2 separate regions of the Homo sapiens genome follow, and region 1 is linked to region 2. Evidence: chromatin loops called from intact Hi-C (ENCODE). Cell type or tissue: psoas muscle. All regions are shown on one strand. Links, peaks and the distances in the headings refer to the core of each region. The heading gives the core; the rest is flanking DNA. Region 1 has its middle 6.0 kb from the start of KLHDC2. Region 2 holds the start of KLHDC1 (kelch domain containing 1).

Region 1 (5,383 bases), core at 58-5,057, 69 kb before region 2:
CAAAAAAATTTCAAGGCCTTTGACAACTTTAGAGTACATTACTTATCCTACTTTGTATGTGTATCTATATTGATACTCAGACATTTTCACTTCCTTCATTTTAATATCCCTCAATTATCTTAACAAAAACAACAAAGGACCTCCAACCTTTTAATCACTGCCTATAAATTGTACATCTTATCAAATAAAAATAGAAGAGACAATTGAAGTTAGTTTAAGAATAAAAGTCTCTTTGTAAAGATAATAAAATTCTTAAAAATCCACTATAGGTCATTTGAAATTCAATGATTGATAATGCTATCATTATAATCATAATCCAGAATGTGTGCAAAAAAATCTTTTGCTGAAAAAAATACTCTTGTAAGACTTCCAATTTCTTTTTTTTCTTCCTTTTGATGTGGGGTCTCACTGTGTTACCCAGGTTGGAATACAGTGGCGTGATCTCGGCTCACTGCAACCTCCACCTCCCAGGCTCAAACGATCCTCTCGCCTCAGCCTCCCAAGTAGGTGGGACTACAGGCGTGTGCCACCACACCGGCTAACTTTTCTGTATTTTTGGTAGAGATGGGGGATTTCACCATGTTGTCCAGGCTGGTCTCGAACTCTTGAACTCAAGTGATCCACCACCTCGGCCTCCCAAAGTGCTGGGATTACAGGCATGAACCACTGTGCCCTGCCCAAGACTTCCAGTTTTTAGTCTGGCATGTAAACAGCTTAGAAGCTGCCACTCCATCCTAACAACAAACAAAAAGCTGAGCAAACTGAAAAATCAACAACTGTTCTTAGATCAATCAGAGAAGTGAGGTCACAGTGCAAACCACTGCCTGTCAAACTGCAGAGACAGATGGGTGAATACAGAGAATCACAATTTACCAAAGCAGAAACCCATGAGCAAAAACCTTCTGAGCTACCAGTTTGGGAGCATAAAAACTTTACAGTAATTGATGACTTGTTGGAGGCTCAGTGTGAACACGTTTTAGACTTAAAAACTCCAGGGGGCTGGGTGTGGTGGCTCATGCCTGTAATCCCAGCAATTTAGGAGGCCTAGGTGGGCAGATCACTTGAGGTCAGGCGTTCGGGATCAGCCTGATCAACATAGTGAAATCCCATCTCTATTAAAAATATAAAAAATAGCCGGGTTTGGTGACACTTGCCTGTAGTCCCAGCTACTAGGGAGGGTGAGACACAGGAATTGCTTATATCCAGGAAGCTGCAGTGAGCTGAGATCATATGACTGCACTCCAGCCTGGGCAACAGAGTAAGACCCTGTATCAAAAAAACAAACAAATAAACAAAACCACAACTCCGGGGGACCCAGTCATAGGACGATCCTCACACTTTTTTGAGTTTACCTCCAGGAGGTCTCTTAGGTTCTTACAGTAAATATCAGAGAAAAATTATCTCATGCTTCCAGCAAGGGTAAGGAAAAAGGAACCATTTTGAAATATGCTAGTTCTTCTTAACAAGGGCTGCCTCAGGAGAAACTATTTTATCAAAGCCTACTCTACCTGGCAAAAGGAAAATACCTAATTCCAGCCGCCTCTAGCCATTCTGTTCCACCTAAGTGGGGGAAAAACTGAGAACTGGGGTGAAGTTGATAGTCCAGGGGCACAGGCTCCTAAAAAGACAGATGATTATAGGACTACAGAATGCTTTCCCTCCCCACACTTCTTACTACCACACCACAGAAGGCCTATTTACCAGAGTTTCTTTCACCCAGCTCATCATGTTTAGGTTTCAACAAAAAATTGCAAGGCATAATAAAAGTCAAAACATCGTGGGCTGGGTGTGGAGGCTCATGCCTGAAATCTCAGCACTTTGGGAGGCCGAGACGGGTGGATCACCTAAGGTCAGGAGTTTGAGACCAGCCTGGCCAACATGGCAAAACCCTGTCTCTACTAAAAATACAAAAATTAGCCGGGTGTGGTGGCACATGCCAGTAATCCCAGCTATTCCAGAGGCTGAGGCAGGAAAATCACTCGAATTTGGGAGGCAGAGGTTGCAGTGAGCCAAGATCGCACCACTGCACTCCAGCCTGGGCAACAGAGTGAGACTCTCTCAAAAAAAACAATGACAACAAAAAACACAGTGTGAAGAAATGAGCAAGCATCTGAAGCAGACTCGGATAAGACAGGAATGTTGAAGTTATCAGACTAGGAATTTAAAACAACTATGATTAATATGCTAAAGCCTCTAATGGAAAAAGTAGTCAAATGCAAGAACAGATGGGTAATGGCCAGGCACAGTGGCTCACCCCTATAATCCCAGCAATTTAGGAGGCCTAGGCAGGCAGATCGCTTGAGCCCAAGAGTTCAAGACTAGCCTGGGCAACAGGGCAAAACACTGTTATCTACAAAAAATACAAAAATTAGCCGGCCATAGTGGCATGCGCCTGTGGAACCAGCCAGCTACTCAGGAGGCTGAGGTGGGAGGATTGCTTAAGTCAGATGGGTAAGGTAAATAGAGAAGATATGGAAATTCTCAGAAAGAACCAAACAGAAATGCTAGAGATCAAATAAACTGTAACGAAGATGAAGAATGCCTTTGATGAACTAACTAGTAGGCTGGACATAGCTGAGGAAAGAATCTCTGAGTTTGAGGGTATGTCAATAAAACTTCCAAAACTGAAACGCAAAGAGAAAAAAGACCAAAAAGAAAAAAAAAGGCACCTCAGACTCCCCTAGAATATCCAATAACTGTGGCACAATCACAAAAGGTGTAACCTAAGTGTAATGGGTTAGAAAGAGAGAAAGGTCCACTGTGAAGAGAAGGACAAAAGCCTGGCTGACCATGCCACCTGGGTCCTAGGGCCTTCAGGAAACCTATACAGTAGCCACGTGGGGGTTACAGTAGGCCTTGGGTGACATCCAGTGCTGTGCTGGCTCCATGTCTGACCCAGCACAGTCCCTGTGGTGGTGGCCACAGGAGTACTTGCATCACCATACCCCCAGTTCCAGGTAGCTCAGAACGGAGAGACTCAATTTGTTTGGAGAAAGTAAGGGAAGAGAACAAGAGTCTCTATCTGTTAATCCAAAGAATTCTTGCAGATCTTATCCAAGACAACCAAGGTGGCACCTCTATTAGTCTGCTAGAACCACAGTTCACAGGGCACGGAATCCCCCCCAATGCAGATAACAGTTTAGATCACAACACCCACATCCTTTTGAATAGCTGCAAAGCCTTTCCAAGGAGGACAGATACGAACAAGCCCAGACTGTGAAGACTACAATAAATGCCTAACTCTTCAATGCCCAGACACTGATGAACATCCACAAGTATCAAGACCATCAAGGAAAACGTGACCACACCAAATGAACTTAATAAGGCACCAGGGACCAATCCTGAAGACACAGAGATATGTGAACTATCAGATAGACAATTCAAAATAGCTGTTTTGAGGAAACTCAACGAAATTCAAGAAATTCAGGATAATGCAGAAGAGGAATTTAGAATAATATTAGATAAATTTAACAAAGAAATGGAAATAATTAAAAAGAATCAGGCGGAAATTCCGGAGCTCGAAAATGCAACTGACATACTGAAGAATGCATCAGTCTCTTAATAGCAGAATTGATCAAGCAGAAGAAATAAATGGTGAGCTTGAAGACAGGCTATTTGAAAATACACAGAGGAAACAGAAGAATAAATTTTTTTTTTTTTTTTTTGAGAGACGAGAGTCTCGCTCCGTCACCCAGGCTAGAGTGCAGTGGCGTAATCTCGGCTCACTGCAACCTTCACCTCCGGGGTTCAACCATTGTGGAAGACAAGTATGGCGATTCCTCAAGGATCTAGAACCAGAAATACCATTTGACCCAGCAATCCCATTACTGGGTATCTACCCAAAGGATTATAAATCATTCTACTATAAAGACACATGCACACATTTATTGCGGCACTATTCACAATAGCAAAGACTTGGAACCAACCCAAATGCCCATCAATGATAGACTGGATAAAGAAAATGTGGCACATATACACCATGGAATACTATGCAGCCATAAAAAAGGATGAGTTCACGTCCTTTGCAGGGACATGGATGAAACTGGAAACCATCATTCTCAGCAAACTAACACAAGAACAGAAAACCAAACACCATCATGTTCTCACTCATAAGTGGTAGTTCAACAGTGAGAACACATGGACACAGGGAATCACACACCAGGGCCTGTTGGGGGGTGGGGGGCTAGGGGAGGGATAGCATTAGGAGAAATACCTAATGTAGATGACGGGTTGATGGGTGCAGCAAACCACCATGGCACGTGTATACCTATGTAACAAACCTGCACGTTCTGCACATGTACCCCAGAACTTAAAGTATAATAAAACAAAATTAAATTCTGAAGGAAAAAAAACTTTTGCCCTAGAATAGTATGTCCAGTGAAAATATCCATCAAACATGAAGGAGAAATAAAGACTTTTCTAGACAAACATGAGCTGAGGGATTTCATCAGTACCAGACCTGTCCTATAAGAAATGCTAAAGGGAGTATTTCAATCAGAAAGAAAAGGATGTCAGTGAGCAGTAAGAAATCATCTGAAAGTACTAAACTCACTGGTAATAGTAAATACACAGAAAAACACAGACTATTATAACACTGTAACTGTGGTGTGCAAACTACTCTTAAGTAGAAAGACTAAAAATGAACTAGTCAAAAATAACTACAACAAATTTTCAAGACATATATAGGACAATAATAAATAGAAATGACAAAAAATTAAAAAGCTGGGGAATTAAGTTAAAATGTAGAGGTTTTATTAGTTTACTTTTTGCTTGTTAGTTTGTTTATGCAAGCAGTGTTAAGTAGCTATCAGCTTAAAATAATAGGTTTTAAGATAGTATCTGCAAGCCTCATGGTAACCTCAAATCAAAAAAACATATAATGGAAACACAAAAAATAAAAAGCAAGAAATTCAATCATACCACCAGAGAAAATCATCTTTACTAAAAGGAAGACAAGAAGGAAAGGAGGAAGAGAAAACCACAAAAGAACCAGAAAACAAATAACAATATGGCAGGAGTAAGTCCTTACTTATCAATAATAATATTGAGTGTAAATAGACTAAAGTCTCCAATCAAAAGACATGTTGTGGCTGAATGAATTAAAAAAAAAAACCAAGACTCAATGATCTGTTGCCTGGAAGAAATGCACTTCACCTATAAAGACACACAGTCTGAAAATAAAGGGATGGAAAAAGATGTTCCATGCCAATGGAAACAAACAAACAAAAGAGCAGGAGAAGCTATACTTATTCAGACAAAATAAATTTCAAGACAAAAACTGTAAGAAGAGACAAAGTCATTACATAATAATAAAAGGGTCAATTCAGCAAGAGGATATAACAATTTTATTTTATTTTTTTGAGATGGAGTCTTGCTCTGTCGC
Region 2 (5,327 bases), core at 1-5,000:
CATGTGCTCATGTAGAACCTGCAGCAAGTTATCCAGAAGATCTGGCTAAGATACCTGATGAAGGTGGCTACACTAAACAATAGATTTTTTTTTTTTTTTTTCTGAGACAGAGTCTCACTCTGTCGCCCAGGCTGGAGGGCAGTGGTGCGATCTCTGCTCACTGCAAGCTCCGCCTCCTGGGTTCTCGCCATTCTCCTGCCTCAGCCTCCCCAGTAGCTGAGACTATAGGCGCCTGCCACCACGCCTGGCTAATTTTTTTTGTATTTTTAGTAGAGACGGGGTTTCACCATGTTAGCCAGGATGGTCTTGATCTCCTGACTTTGTGATCCGCCTGCCTCGGCCTCCCAAAGTCCTGGGATTACAGGCGTGAGCCAACGTGCCCGGCCAACAATAGATTTTTTAACGTGGATGAAACAGCTTTATATTGGAAGAGGATGCCATCTAGGACTTTCATAGCTAGAGAGAAGTCAATGTCCAATTTCAAAGGACCAGCTAATTCTCTTGTTAGTGGCTAATGTAGTAGCTGTCTTTAAGTTGAAGCCAATGTTCATTTATCATTCTGAAAATCCTAGGGCCCTTAAGAATTATGCTAAATCTACACTGCCTGTGCTCTAACAACGGAACAAGAAAGCCTGGATGACAGCATGTCTCTTTGACAGCATGGCTTACTGAGTAGTTTATTGTTGAGAACTGCTGCTCAGAAAATCTCACTCACTGCTCATTGACAACACACCTAGTCACCCAAGAGCTCTGATGGGAGATCTACAAGATTTATCTTTTCATGCCTGCTACACAATATCCATTCTGTTGCCCATGGATCAAGGAATCATTTTGACTTTCAAGTCTTATTATTTAAGAAAATACATTTCATGGCTGGGCACGGTGGCTCACGCCTGTAAAAAATACAAAAATTAGCCAGGCATGGTGGTGCACACCTGTAATTCCAGCTACTCAGGAGGCTGAGGCAGGAGAATCGCTTGAACCTGGGAGGCAGAGGTTGCAGGAGAGATTGTCTCAAAACACACACACACACACACACACACACACACACATCAAAACTGCATTGCATGTTACAGAGAAATATTTTGTGAAAGGAAGGCTCAATGTGGCAAACTTCATTGTCTTGTCTTAAGAAACTGCCACAGCCACTCCAACCTTCAGCAACAACCACCCTAATCAGTCAGTAGCCAACTACATAGAGGAAGACCCTCCATGAGCAAAAAGAATACAACTCGCTGAAGGCTCAGATAATCCTTAGCATTTTTTAGCAATAATTTTGAAATTAGGTATGTACAGTTTTTTGTTTTTTTGTTTTGAGACGGAGTCTCGCTCTGTCGCCCAGGCTGGAATGCAATGGCGCAATCTTGGCTTACTGCAACCTCCGCCTCCCGGGTCCAAGTGATTCTCCTGCCTCAGCCTCCCGAGTAGCTGGGATTACAAGCATCCGCCACCATGTCCGGCTAATTTTTGTGTTTTTAGTAGAGACGGGGTTTCACCATGTTGGCCAGGCTGGTCTCGGACTCCTGACTTCAGGTAATCCACCCGCCTCAGCCTCCCAAAGTGCTGGGATTACGGGTGTGAGCCACCGCGCCCAGCCAGGTATGTACATTTTTTTTTTACACATAATACTATTGCATGCTTAACACACTACAATGTAAACATGACTTTTATATGCACTGAGATACCAAAAAAATTCGTATGACCTCGCTTTATTGCAGTCATACGAAGTATTCTGCAATACTTCGAGGTATGCCTGTATGTTGGTCATTTCAATATGATTCAGTCACGTTACAGGTCTGTCACATAATGGTAGGGAGACAGAAGATGTAGGTTCTACTATCAGTAGAACTTCCAGATGGCTTAAGAAAAAAAATCTGTAAACTAAGAGGGTTGGCATATAGTATTCCTGTTTTCCAGCTTTACCATTCTTGCTTCTATAATTCTGTGATTATGGACACACAACACACACATACGCTCAAACCTCCATTGTAGTAAGAATTTTAAAGCATAATATTTCTTAGCATATTATTGCTAACATGCGTCTATTTTGAGACTAGAAAAAATAGTCATTAGTAAAGAAACGCCACTAAAAATAGCTTAGAAATATTTAAAATGCAAGCCAGGCACAGTGGCTAATGCCTGTAATCCCAGCATTTTGGGAAGCCAAGGCGGGCGGATCACCTGAGGTCGCGAGTTCAAGACCAGCCTGACCAACATGGGAAACCCTGTCTCTATTAAAAATACAAAATTAGCCAGGCATGATGGCACATGCCGGTAAGCCCAGCTACTAGGGAGGCTGAGGCAGGAGAATCGCTTGAACCCGGGGCGGGGGGCGGAGGTTGCGGTGAGCTGAGATCGTTCCATTGCACTCCAGCCCTGGGCAACAAGAGCGAAACTCCATCTCAAAAAAAAAAAAAAAAGAAAAAGAAAAGAAAATAAATATTTAAATGCTTCAGTGATTTCGATATTTTATTTCGAATCGCGCCGTGGGAATAAGGAAATATATACAAAATGATACAGCACGGCGTCCTCGGGTCCTTCTAGGTCTGCGCCAGTATTTAAGGATAATAATTAATCGCGCTGTAACTGCCTTTGCATTGGGCAAACCGTGGTTACTGAATTGCTGGCAAAGAGGGGCGGAGAGTGGTAAGAGGCCCGGAGCCGGGTCTGAGGCTTTAATAGAAGAAGCAACGGCGGGACGACGTCAAGCCCTGGCGCGGCTGTGGGGGCGGCGGCCAGCGGAGGGGCTGGGGGGCTGCAGGCGCCGGGCGCGCCAGGCCTGGGCCGCAGCCTCGGGAGCGGGTGTGGCGGGCGCTGCGTCCGCTCAGGCCGAGGGTCTCCCGGCGCGAGTCTACCCCGTCCCGCCTCTTCCCCTTACCACGTAGCCCCCCCACACGTAGAGGAAGTTTCCGTCCACCACGGCGCAGTGGCCGCTGCGTTCCTCCGCCACACAGAACAGCTGAGAGTCCGCCATTCGCGCCGTCGCTGGCCCGCCGCTTGCCGCGCCACAACCCCTGCCCGCCCGGCGGCCTCGCCTCCAGCCCCGACTGCTCCACGCACGAACGGAACGCGGCGAGGGTCGAGATTGGTGGGAAGGCGGAGCCAGTGCGTCTGCAACGTCCCGCGGCTCTCGCTCGGGAAGTCGAGCCAGGGGCGGCGCGGCTGTGGAGGGACGTTCTGGCTCCTCGCAGTGGGCAAGGGGCCTGGGCTTTCCACGCGCAGATTCCTTCTCTCTTGGAATTGTGTTTTGGCAGTACAGCCTCATTTAGTAGTCAGTCTGTAGTCAGATTCCTTGATTATCTCAAAATGTCTTTTCTATAGTTGGTTTGTTCAGCACCGTAATTCGTTGTTAACGCCTCTTAAGACTTTACGTCTGTTTTACTCTAGAATAGCTTCTCTCCCTTCTCTCTTGTGCCATTTGTTTGTTATATGGATTAGTTTTCTTATTTTCCTACAGCCGTACCACCTTCTGGGTTTGGTTCCTCAGTGTCTTTTCTCATTAACTTGTGCATCCTTTCCCCATACTTCTTTTAGGCTGGAAGCTGTATCTAAAAGCTTTATTAGATTCTAGTTCAGATTTTTTTTTGGAAAATACTTCATATTGCATCACATTAGAAGGCACTTAAGTCTGGTGCACTTTAATGATACTTTCTATTGTTTATTTTTGACTATACAAATAAACAGAGTATCTGCTCCTTTTCTTACACAAAAGGAAGTATATACAGTGTTCCTTAACTTTCTCTTTTCACTTGACGATCCATATCAGGATACAGCAAGCAGTCTCCTCAGTCCTTTTCATAGCTTCATAGCACTCCACCGATTGGATGTGTCATAGCTTATTCAAACAGATTCTTATTGATGGACATATCGGTTATTTCCAGGTTTTTTTGGCTATCATAAATAATGCTGCGATGAAACGTTATGCATATGTTATTTTGTATTTGTACAAGCCTATCTTTGGAGTAGAGTTCTAGATGTGGAATTGCTGGGTCAGAGGATAAATGCATATTTAACTTTACAAATGTAACTGGATTGCAGTGGCTCACGCCTCTCATCTAAGCACTTTGGGAGGATGAGGTAGGCGGATCACTTGAGCTCAGGAGTTTGAGACCAGCCTGGCCAACCTGGGCAATCCCGTCTCTACTAAAAATACAAAAATTAGCCGGGCGTGGTGGCGCATGCCTGTAATCCCAGCTACAAAGGCAAGAGAATCGCTTTAACCCGGGAGGTGGAGGTTGCAGTGAACCGAGATCGCGCCACTGCACTCCGGTCTGGGCGACAGAGCAAGGTTCCTTAGAAAGAAAGAGAGAAAGAGAGAGAGAGGGAAAGGGAGAGAGAAAGAAAGAAAAAGGAGGAAGGGAGGGAAGGAAGAAGGGAGGGAGGGAGGAAGGGAGGAAGGAAGGAAGAAATTCAAGATAGACAAAAGTGATCTATGATAATAGAAAGCAGAAAAGTGGTCATTTGGGAGTAGGGAGGGGGAGGGGACTGATGGAAAGGAGTACAGGAAGTGTTCTGGAGTGATTAAAATGTTCTGTATCTTGATTGAGGTGGTGGTTACATGGGTGTATACATTTATCAAAATGCATTGAACTGCATACAGATATGTGCATTTTACTTAGTGTAAACTATATGTCAATCATAATTCTCACTCCATCACTTTATTGTTACTAGTAATATTGGTATTGTATTTTTGAAATGGAGCATTTGTCCTCCTGGACTGTAGAGTCTGGTGGAGTCTATAGACCAGCAAACAGACAATTACCATACCGTGCAGTAAGTGTGAAAATAGCAAAAGTCCAGGGCACCTTGGGTGTACAGAGGCCCTTTAACTCAGATTGAGGGAAGACAGGGAAGGTTCCTGAGAGAAAGTAAAGTCTAAGTTAAGAACTGAATGATGAACGGAAGTTGTTCAAGGAACTTTCATTCGTGAGAGGGAAGAGTCAAGGATATGCCTAGTTTACCAGCTTGGTCACTGGGTGGGAGGTGGGTGGAGCCCTTCGCTAGGTTATTGAACATGGGAGGAGGAACAGGTTTGGGGGAGGGCAGGGCTAATGGTGAGTTCATTTGGAGGCATATTGAGTTGGATTTGAAGTCTAAGAGAGCTAAGGGCTAGAGATAGGGATTTTGGAGTCATCAGCATATAATTGTTCATTTAAGTATTGGGACTTTATGAGCTGGCCAGGTGAAGGAGCCATAGAAGAAGTTGAAAATTTATTAGAGAAAGAGAATTATGATTGGGAACATTTATGGGAAAAGGGGAATTGTGAGGTCAGATTGTGAGAGAAAGCTGGGCAACTGGAATTGATTATTTTCTCTCCAATTTCTTA

What was found. Hi-C counts contacts between places; a loop is a spot of excess contacts. Peaks named below come from ENCODE experiments on the same cell type or tissue, not always from the same donor. Only the 100,000 strongest peaks of a DNase experiment are listed, where the experiment ranks them.
Region 1: a loop joins it to region 2, with 3.0 times the contacts of the local background. A loop is called at or near these places in 57 of 110 quality-filtered maps.

Annotation. Positions count from the first base shown.
Region 1 is chr14:49,759,495-49,764,877 of GRCh38, reverse strand. No RefSeq gene overlaps it. Among named protein-coding and RNA genes, the nearest start is that of KLHDC2, 6.0 kb to the left of the region's middle. In psoas muscle, for the core only: no CTCF peak of the experiment used is centred there; no DNase peak of the experiment used is centred there.
Region 2 is chr14:49,690,842-49,696,168 of GRCh38, reverse strand. It overlaps KLHDC1 (kelch domain containing 1), which reads right to left and starts at 3,049. Exons shown (of 13, transcript NM_172193.3): 1 at 2,879-3,049. The coding sequence starts at 2,974. RefSeq lists silencers at 2,675-2,844, 2,855-2,904. In psoas muscle, for the core only: no CTCF peak of the experiment used is centred there; DNase peaks (open chromatin) are centred at 2,718 and 3,088; H3K4me3 peaks cover 2,537 bases; H3K27ac peaks cover 2,105 bases.